Linked DNA regions of Mus musculus: region 2 is linked to region 1. The links are chromatin loops, found by intact Hi-C in ENCODE. Cell type or tissue: left cerebral cortex. All regions are shown on one strand. Links, peaks and the distances in the headings refer to the core of each region. The heading gives the core; the rest is flanking DNA.

What was found. A loop is a pair of places that touch in the nucleus more often than their neighbours do. Peaks named below come from ENCODE experiments on the same cell type or tissue, not always from the same donor. Only the 100,000 strongest peaks of a DNase experiment are listed, where the experiment ranks them.
Region 2: a loop joins it to region 1, with 10 times the contacts of the local background. A loop is called at or near these places in 4 of 42 quality-filtered maps.

Annotation. Positions count from the first base shown.
Region 1 is chr2:59,528,197-59,533,574 of GRCm38, forward strand. No RefSeq gene overlaps it. Among named protein-coding and RNA genes, the nearest start is that of Gm39831, 19 kb to the left of the region's middle. In left cerebral cortex, for the core only: no CTCF peak of the experiment used is centred there; DNase peaks (open chromatin) are centred at 743, 2,811 and 3,136; H3K27ac peaks cover 377 bases.
Region 2 is chr2:59,584,451-59,589,828 of GRCm38, forward strand. No RefSeq gene overlaps it. Among named protein-coding and RNA genes, the nearest start is that of Tanc1, 25 kb to the right of the region's middle. In left cerebral cortex, for the core only: no CTCF peak of the experiment used is centred there; DNase peaks (open chromatin) are centred at 2,205 and 3,127.

The DNA of each region.
Region 1 (5,378 bases), core at 86-5,085:
TGCAATATCCTGCTATGGTTACAGATTCAGAGAGCATTTCCAGGGCAAACAATGTAAGAGATGATGCTCAAGTGCTAAGAATCGCTGAGTCCCTGAGTTTTAGGTTTGTTTGTTTTGTTTTGTTTTGTTTTGTTTTTCTTTTATAACCCTGGCTGTCTCTGAACTTGATCTGTAGACCTGGCTGGCCTTAAACTCAGAGATTACCCCTGCCTATGCCTCCCAAGTGCTTGGATCAAAGGCATACACCATCACCACCCAGCAGGTTTTCATAGCTTTGACAAGAGTATTTAACTCGTGTGTGTGTGTGTGTGTGTGTGTGTGTGTGTGTTCGTCCCAATCTGTTTTCAAGCTGAATATTGGAGATAGTTCTTCAGATTCCCTTGCGCAGTAGAGCAGTTAACAAGGACTTTTTCTCCCAGTCAAAACTCTGGGAAGCTAGGCATGGCAGTACATGACCATAGTCCCAGCATTCAGGAGGCTGAGGCAGGAGGGTCATGACTTTAATTCCAGCCATGGTGACACAGTGATGCCCTATCTCAAAAGTAACATAATATAAATGGGTTCCTTTCTTCACAACTTAATGTCTTAAAGGCCAGAAGCCTGCTACGTTGTATCACTCTCTCCTCCAAAGGGCTTTTGGGACCCAAGTAACTTGCCGTTCATTTTGTGCATAGACTCTCCAGAATGTCTGGAACACAGAGGAGTGACTAACAACTGTGATGAAAACAGAATAGCCTGCTTTACAACAGCAACCTCTGCAGCAGGACTTCACATTTATAAACCATCGCTCATACAGTTTCTCCTTTGAGCCCTATGAGGCAAGCCACTTCCCACGGGAAGGAAAGCTAAGACAAAAGGAAAGACTAACAGTGGGAACTATTAGGTACTGAGTGGGATTCTGTAAGGACGTTTTTGTTGACTTACTTAAGACTGAGAGTGAACAGAAACAGTAGACCTTGTTATTCCAGTAGACCGGGCTTCAGAAAGGGGCAGTGACCGGTCTAAGGTCACACAGCAGCAAAGTGTCTCTTTCTGCAGTCCCACACATTTAGCTTTCTCTCCTGAACTAGAATTTGATCAATAACTTATAAAATGCCCTGCTATTCACTCTATGTCTGGGGGGAGGGGAGGACTTAGGAATTTTTTTTATCCACTGCTTTTATTGAATATTAATGCCAGAAGAAGACAGAAGGCTAAAAGGGGTAGACCTTTATGGTTCCCACTGTTGGCGTTATTTAAGGCTGGGTGAAGAAGCATGGGGGTTTGAAGAAACAGCCTTGCCTCTCATTGCGTGGCTTTGTAAAATTGGTGCTTTGGGACCAGAACCTCGGGGTAAACACCAAAGCCTTTCAAGTGAGACAAACCCCAGCTTCCAGTGCCTGTGTTAGTCGTTAGGAGCCCAGAGCACACAGCCCACAGGAGGCTGGTGGCGTCAAGTTCAATGCTAGCACTGTCCTGTAAGTACTTCCAGAGGCTGCTCTCTGCCCTTTGCCAGTTGCACATTAAACAACTTCCTCAGCCCAAGGGGCCCCTCTGGCAGTTCTCCTGCTGCACGGTTCTTTCTACCCCATTCATTCTCTCTTGAGCTTTAGGGAACCTCAGCTCGCTCCTTTTGCTGCATACAGAGTTATGTGCGTGCGCGCGCGCACACACACACACACACACACACACACACATGCTTTCCTTAGTCCTTTGTATCGCCGACCTCAATACCTCGAATCCCAGGGCAGCCGTTCATTCGTAACACACCGCATTCTTTGCTGCCCTTTGGCACCGTTCAAATATTCTCACTGTCAGGCCTCTCGAAAGCCTGAGTTGCAGTGGACTGGATAGTCCAAGTTCAGATGCTGGATAATTGGCTGCCCAGACCACACAACAGAGTGAGGATGGGCCAGCCAAGCCTGACAACTCAACACCTTTCCAGAAGGAACCCGAACCACCCAGGGCCATGCCTGAAGCTTTCCTTGACAGACATCCCAAGACCCTGGCGTTCCAGCATTCAGAGGTTCCCACTGCAGTTCCACGGTTGCCACACACAAGCCACGTTAGAGTTATTGTACAGTACCAGTAACTCTACAGCTGGACAGCACAGCCCATGGCACATGGCAGCAGGGAGGAGCTGAGGGGTCCACTTTCACCCGACCATCACCCCCTTCCCCTTCTCCTCTGAGCAGTGTCTAATAACAGCCTTATTCTTAACAGCTCTAAAGTAGAAATAATTCAAATAGCCATCAGCAGGATGAAAGACAAACTGTAACCATCCCTACAATGAAACAGACAACAAAAAAGAAAGTAATTTATGTTGCACAGAAAGCAGCCAGATTTAAAAGGACACTGTACACAAAAATAAGAACAGGCATGCTAATTTGTCAAGGGATACAGCGTAACTTTTGGGGGTTGTGAAAAAGACCTCTCATGTCCTGGTTGGTATTTATATGGCTACATGTGCATTTCAAAATTCTGGAACTTCTCACTTAAGATCAACGCAGAGATGAGAGTGTAGTTCAGTGGTGGAACAATTGCCTAGCATGCTCAAGTCCCTAGGTTTGCCCTCCAGCACCTCTGAAAAAAAATTATAAATAGTATTGTGTTAAATTTCACGTCAATGTGAAATTACATGTTTTATATTTTTATATCATTGTCATCATCACCATCATCACTGTCATCGTCATCATCATCATCATCTCAGTGCATCATCACCAAGGCCAATGGCTTCAAGGAGAACTGGAACAGGGTTTGTGGCTGTCTGGGATGTACCAGCTGCTCTGTGACTCCGATACCTCATGGTGCCCAGGAGAACTGAGCATCTGCTGTTCCAAACCTGGTGACTCTGCACTCATGACTCAGACTGACTCCCAACTTGCCAGTTCTTTCTACTGCTGTTTCTATCTTTACTCTCCACTGTCATTTCAGTTTTTCTTCCTTCCCTGATCCCTGCAGGGCATGAGGTTGAATGATGATTAGCTAACCCTTCCCAATGGCACGGTCTCTGTGGGAACCAAGGGTCTGTCCACCTAAATCCAGTAAGGCTGAAAGCCTCTGGTCTGTCTTCTTAGATGTAGAGTTACCTCTGCCTGTACAGTTTTTCTGCGTTGCCCTTAAGAGCAGATGACAGGGGCTCATGATACATTTCATGGTAGAATCTGGCACCTGTGTGGCTGTGTGGGTGGCTGAGTACTCGAGGTGCCAGAGTCAGGCATTATAGTTATCGATGGCTCTGCCATAGGGCAGCAGTGCCCTTGCCCGACCCTTGCCCCTTTGTATATTTGTAGGTTGTTTTTGGGGTACACCTCTCTGCCACAGTAAGAATTCCTACACATACACTTTATACCTACAGTATCTCCCCCAAGATTTGGCTATCTTACTGACAATGCAATAACTTCACCAGAACCACAGTTAAATATATACAGTGCCAACAGTTAACTCGCCAAAAATTAAGAGAAAAGAAAAGTTGTTGATGAAGCAAAGCTGGGGGAGGGCATGACCTCAACAAAGTTCCCATCATGCTTTAGCATGGCTCACAAACTTCCCATCATTTCCAGCACGGCTCAGGTAAGTTTAGGAAGGAGGGGACTGGTTGGAATGAGGAGGCATCAAAATTTGCATTCATGGGTTCAAGGCTATGGGGGTCTAGGAAATGCTTGATGAACAAGATGTAGCAGTTACTGACAAACCTCTCAGCTGACTCCACTCCTGCTCTTTCAGGACTAAGAGTTTTCTGGAGTAAGTGATGAATTTATTTGGGCTCCATCCCAGCATTAGTTAGCACAGGACCCCTAAACTCTGATTCTTAGTTCCCAGTGAAGTATCTGTAAAACCTTAAAGTAACTTCTTACACCTCTCCATCAATCATAAAGCCAGCCACCATGGGAGGCATTGCACAGGTTATAATAGCGTGCAATTGGTTCGTTGTTGTTGCTGTTGTTGCTCTCTCTCTCTCTCTCTCTCTCTCTCTCTCTCTCTCTCTCTCTCTCTCTCTCTCTCTCTCACTTTTTCTTTCTTTCTTTTTAATTCCCAAGAGACAGTGGGATGCCATATAGTATATATTTTTCAGGTCCTTTCCATTCTCTTGATTTTGTGACACAATGAACTTCTCAATTTAATCTTTTGTAAAATAAGGATAATTTTACCAATTTTGATGAAGATTAAGTAGCTTATATAAGTTTAAAGAGCTTGGAAAAATAATAGCTGTTATTATTATTATTATTATTATTATTACCTCTTTTCTCTAGTCAAGGCATGACATTACAGCAATCTGGTGAGTCATTAATATGCCCTTTTTTCTTTTTTAAATACAAAGTCTCTCTATGTAGCTCTGGCTGTCCTGGAACTTGCTCTGTAGCTGCCCTCAAAATCCCAGAGATCCTCAGGCCTCTGCCTCCTGAGTGGATTAAAGAAAGGCACATGCCACTATGCCTAACTCATTAATATGTCTTAATAAAAATTTTAAATTATTTATTATTATTATTTTTGGTTGTGGGGGGCAGTGAACGTGGGCATGCATGTGTTATGGAGAACACGTAGAGGGAAGAGGACCTCTTCAGGAGTCGCTTCTCTCCTTCCCAGCCGTGTTCTGTGGATCCAGCTTAGCCCCTCAGGCTTGGGAGGCAGGTGGGCGCATTTACCCAATGTGTTATCATCTTTTCCTCTGTGCTGAGGACTGACTCATGCCAAGCAAGCACTCTGCCATGAAGCTATCTTTATTCCAGACCATTGACAAATTTTTCAGTTGGCCTTGCCCTAAGTCTTTTCTTTACCCAATTTTTAACTCTTAGCAACAAAGCGCCGTTAAAAGCAAGTACTGCCCTTCTTGAGCTCAGTTCCCAGTACCCATGCCTCGTGGCTCACAAGCATCTACACCCCAAGCTTATATTCCAGGGAGAAGCCTCCAGCTTCCCTCCTCATTGGCTGAGCACAGCACTTTGCCAAGATGGAGGTCTAGAAGATAGAACTCCCCTCATAGCCTCAACGGCTTGAAGCCAGTGTTCCATTAGCCCTAAAGCCAAGAACTGAACACATCAGCTTGGCACCTGGAATCAGGTCGATGCTCCAGCCACAGGTCCTTTGCCTGGATCCATGGAAGTCAGACCCAGCTTTAGCTCCTTCTAACATGCTTAGCAGCATGATCTGTGATGGAGGAAGGCATCTTTGGGGGGCAAATGCCCACATTTAATGCAACTTTAGAGTGTCCTTTTATCTACTTCCAGCTAGAATTTCATGATGTAAAATGACCCTGACTGGAAGCATCTCTGCCCACTCGTTTAACCTTTTAACTATGGCGCATGTGTGTGCTGTAGTTACACAAAAGAGCAGGTAGCTTCCCCCCACCCCACCCCACCCCGCCCCCGGACCTTGGTGGTACTCATCACAGGCCTTTC
Region 2 (5,378 bases), core at 265-5,264, 56 kb after region 1:
ATATAGATATTTATTTTTAGTGTCCTGGATGGTACATCGGTTTGGCTCCAGTTAAGCTGGTATGGGGATGTGGGGAAGAAGGGAAGAGAAAGAACGGGAAAGGTGTTTGTTAAAGGGAGCCCATGCCTAGTTTGAACTGTAAGATGTATCAGTAAAAGTGTGAGCCAGGGCTGGTGAGATGGCTCAATAGATAAGAGCACCCGACTGTTCTTCTGAAGGTCCTGAGTTCAATTCCCAGCAACCACATGGTGGCTCACAACCATCCCTAACAAGATCTGGCGCCCTCTTCTGGAGTGTCTGAAGACAGCTACAGTGTACTTACATATAATAAATAAATAAATCTTTTAAAAAAAAAAAAAAAAGTGTGAGCCAAAGAATTTTGCACTTACTTTTTTTGTTCCATTAAAAAAAATAAAGATATGATTATTAAGAAAAAGCAAGTATGGGGGAGGGTATATCCATAAAAACTTTCTGTTCCCCTCTTCCTATGAAATCCCTGCCTTGCCGAGTTAGTACTCTTGACTTTTATATTAGCTGTTTATTTTAATTTTGAGGCAGAGTCTTGCTATGTAGCCCAGGATGCTCTGAAAAGGAAGACCCCCGCTTCTGCCTCCCTACTCCTCGGGAGCGAGGGGGAAGTGTGTGCCACTAATCTGGGCTATAACAGTCAGTTTTAAACTTCCATCATAAATACAAAATATCGATGTTAGAAGATTCAACGTGCTCTCCCACCTCCATCCCAATGTGTGGCGCATGGGCTTACTCTCTCACACGCCACCTCTACTCTTTTTCCCTGAGGAAAACCCTAGGTTTAGAGGATGGCGGGGAACGGGGAAGACGCGGTCTCTTTACCAGGATTCTTTGCACAAGGTGATCAAGGGCTTCTGCCTGAGCCAACAACCAAGAACGCCAGCAAACCTTCGTCCCTTCAGTACCTGCCACCTCATCTCTCAGCATCACGCATGCTGGCACACATCCCCGGATGTGGCATCTACTGAAGCTCTGCTTCTTCCTGTTAACCCAGATCAGGATTACGCACTCTGACCCGCTGTCTGTGTCTGTCTGTCTGTCACTATCTTGGATAGGATACTAGCAAGATGACTCCAGCCCAGCTATTTTGCCTGCTTTCTTAGAACCTTCATTAGAAAAAGAAAAAAGAAAAAAAAAAAAAGAAACTTCATTAGGAATGGCTCAGAGCACTTTGTAGCAGCAGAAAACAATCTATTGCCATTTCAAGTGGATGAGCTATTCCGGGCATCAATGCAAATCATACCCAGGCCCAGAGGGGCACAAACAGTGGTTCTCAACTTTCCTTTAACACAATTCCTCGTGTTGTGGTGACCCCCAACCATAAAATTATTTTCATTGCTACTTCATAACTCTAACTTTGTTACTGTTATAAAGCATGATGTAAATATCTGATATTTGGGATATCTGATATGTGACCCCTGACCCACACAGGTTGAGAACTGCCGGGCTAGAACAAGGATCCCATTCCAAATATTAGTGCAATGACCTAACCTCAGAGAGCACAGTAGATGTTTTAACCAATAAGCATGGATAAGAAACAGTGTTTTTCTCCTATAGCCGAAGAGCTCTATTGAAGCCACGCCCCAATCCACAGGGCGGCTACCAGCCCCACCACCTTGATTGACAAGACCTGCTCTAATGCTCCTGTGGAAACAGCCTTCTCATAGGAGGGCATCAGTTTTATCGTCTCAGCCCTAAGCCTTGAACCTGATGCCTCTTTGCTTCCCCTACACTCACAAATGCCCCGAGCTTCTGTCTTCTCTCTGCTCCCTTTGAGAGTCAAGGAGCAACTCTAAGTTCAAATCAACCAACTTGTTTGTTTGGTTGGTTGGTTGGTTGGTTGGTTGGTTCGTTGGTTTTGTTTTTCAAAACAGGGTTTCTCTGTGTAGCCCTGGCTATCTTGGAACTCATTCTGTAAATCAGGCTGGCCTTGAACTCAGAGATCCACCTGCTTCTGCCTCCCAAGTGCAGAGATTAAAGGCGCATGCGCACACAGCCCGGCTTTTTAACTTCCTACTATGAAAGCGCTGGGATCCCAACTAAAACCGAAGGCCTTGCTGAACCAGCTCATACCCACTCACAGCCCAGCTCCACAGGGAGCACTTCACAGTCGCCCTCCTTCTCCCCTGCAGCATGTATCCAGACTATAGCAACGCTGTTGTCCCTGCAACGTTATCAACATATTTTTAAAAGCTAGGAATATGAGATAGTGGGAGGGTGCTTGCCTAGCACGCACCAAGACCCTGAGTTTTATTCTTAGTACCACGCATATAAAAAAATGTCGAACTAAATTTACAAAACACACCTAAAAATAAATAGCTATTCCTCTACCACCATCTGTTAAGAGTTAGCTTTCGTTGTCAACTTGACACACCTGAGAAATAGGAACCTCAACTAGGAATTGCCTTCGTCAGGTTGGCCGTGGGCATGTCTATGGGTTATTTTCTTTTCATAATTTTATTTTCTAATAATTTATTTTTATTTTATGATGTGTATTGGTAATTTGACTGCATGTGTGTCTGTGTAAGGGTGTCGGATCCCCAGGAACTGGAGTTTCAGACACCATGTGACACACCATGTGGGTGCTGGGAATTGAACCCAGGTCCTCTGAAAGAGCAGTCAGTTCTCTTAACTGCGGAGCCATCTCTCCAGCTCCCAGATTGTTTTCTTAATTGTTACATGATGGAGGAGGGCCTAGCCCACTGTGGGTGGCTCCGTCCCTAGGCAGGTGGGGCTGGGCTATAAAAGAAAGGCAACTGAGTAATCCAAGGGAAGCAAGCTATTATGTAGCATCCCCCCCCCCCCCCCCATGGTCTCTGCTTCAGTTTCTGCCTCAAGCTTCTGCCCTGGCTTTCCTAGAGAATGGACTGTCACTACGCTAAAATAAACCCTACCTCCCACAAAGAACTTTTCCTTAGTGCTTTCTCACAGTAACTGGGAAGCAAACTAGGCCGTGATCTAGTATCCAGTTCCTCCAGTTGCCTCCTCAGCTGGGAGTCTAGTAAGGATCATATGTTAAATTGGCAACATCCCTTGTATAACTCAGAGTACATCATGTTATGCTGTGGTGGCAGAAAACTCTGAAATCAGGCCTCCAACAGCCTGGGTTGACGTCCTGCTCACGTGAACTTCCACGGTGAGTCACCTCCACATCCTCCTCACTCTTGGCCATCAGCTAAAAAAACAGTCCCGATTTGGGACAACCCACTTCCTGGCAGATGGAAAGGAGGAATGGGTGAACCACACAATGACTTGGGAAGCTGCTGCTGCTCCAAAGTGCCTACCTTCATACCTGCTCACGTGTTCATGCTCTAAGCGAACCTCAAGGCAGAGGCAGAGGTCAGCAGAGGGGGCAGGGGGTGGGGTGGGGGAAGACTGTCCCACATGGGAGGGAAAAGGCAAACCTATTAGGTATAATAGGTTTAGTGGTCTTTTAATGGGTTCCCCCACCGCCCCCCTTAGTTTTTCCCTTTCAGTTAACCAATTAAAGAAATTGGGTCATTTGGGCTGTCGCCTCCTCTAGTCTGGCTTTTGTTTTGCATTTCTATGGTATCTGCTTAACTGAGTTCATCTAACATGTCTGTTTCTTTCGAGTCTGTACTTACATCTGGAGGCCTGCTCCAGTTCAGAAAACATGAAGCCAGAATGCATCAACAAGAGTTTCCCCATGTTCAACAATTCAGATACTTAGGTCTGAATGCCTTCTAGGTGAGCATCGTGGTGAGTCAACTGTCCACCCTTGCATAATAAGTCAGCCCCAAGTGTACTGGCTTAAAACAATATACCAGCGCATTATAGTTCCTATGAGTCAAGAATTCACTGGGCTGGAAGGGGTAGCTTGTCGCTAGGATTCCTGGGGTTCTTAGCTGGAAATCTCAAAGACTGGGGAATTGAAGTCATTGGAATATTTGACTGAGACAAAGGTTCTGCATCCAGTGTGGCCTGCTTACCAATTTCTTTTCCTCGTTAGCTGTTCATTAGGCTGCAATACTATCCTCACAGCATGATAGCTGACTTTCCTCAGAGCACCTGGACCTAAGAGCAGTCCTGATGCTGCAGTATCTTTTGTGATCTAGTCTAGGAATTCACACAGGGACACCACTCTGGCCAAAATACCACTCTTATCCAATGGAAGAAAACACTACACAAATACATAAATACCAGAAGAGGGTTCATAGCCAAATGTTATAGCACATTCTTATAAGACTAATACTGGGGGGTAGAAAAGGGCTGGGGGGCAGGGATCAAGGATCCAGCCTTGACTACAAAGAAAACCTGGGCTAACAGAACCTAGTGAAGGAAGAGAAAAGGGGAGAAGGGGGGGGGGAGGAAGGAGGGAGGGAAGGAGGAAGAGAGAGAGTCGCTAGAAGATATTCTTGGATTAGAGGCTAGTTCCTCTATATACTACATATATTTTCACATCAAAACAGAAGAGAAGGCATAATCCACAGCACATTCTCTGGGATGGTGATTTTTCACCATTTGAGATGTTGTGGTCGGAAAGATTTCAAGGGAAAATCAGAAGTTTCTAAACGGAAAACCAGATATTTATCTTGCCATATGACAGCATGCAAAAGGAACAATTTGTCCCTCCCTCCCTCTCTTCCATCTTATTTTGTTTCATTTAAGACACAGTGTTGCTATGTTACTCAGAGTGGCTTCAAACTTAAGGCAAATCCTGCTTCTTCTGTCTCTAAAGCTGAGGTTGCAGATGTGGGCCACCATGCCCAGATTTCCCCTTTGTTTTAAAGTGCCTCTTTATAAAAAGCATCTTAATCTTAGAATGAAGACTCCTAACTTTTATTTATTTCCTTTTCCTTTTTCTGAGACAGAGGTCTCTGTGTATCCCTGGCTGTCCCGAACTCACTATGTAGACCAAGGCTGGCCATGAATTCAGAGATCTGCCTGCTTCTGCCTCCTGAGTGCTGGTTTAAAGGTGTGTGCCACTACTGCCCAGCTTATTCATTTATTTTTCAAAAGAAGAAATCACACAATTTTCTCAGGCTGGTGTCAAGTGTCCCAACTCAAGGAATCCTCCTGCCTTAGCCTCCCCAGTAGCTGGGACTATACATTCAGAGTACTGCACCTGCCCAAAATGTCTTAGATAGAAAGCAAAGTAATTCTCCTCAACTTCTCATAGCAATATATATGTGGAATCCACTTGGAAAACATTCTATAGGCAACTAAAAGATTTGGTTACCCAACATCTATAGTCAGTACCCTAAAATGTGTGTGCATACACCTTATGTAAGAGTCATATGCGAGAATGTTCATAACAGCGCGCTTGTGATGGCCTTGGACTGAAAACAAGCGAGCTGTCCGGCGGTAGCAACCTCACAGAGAAGCTG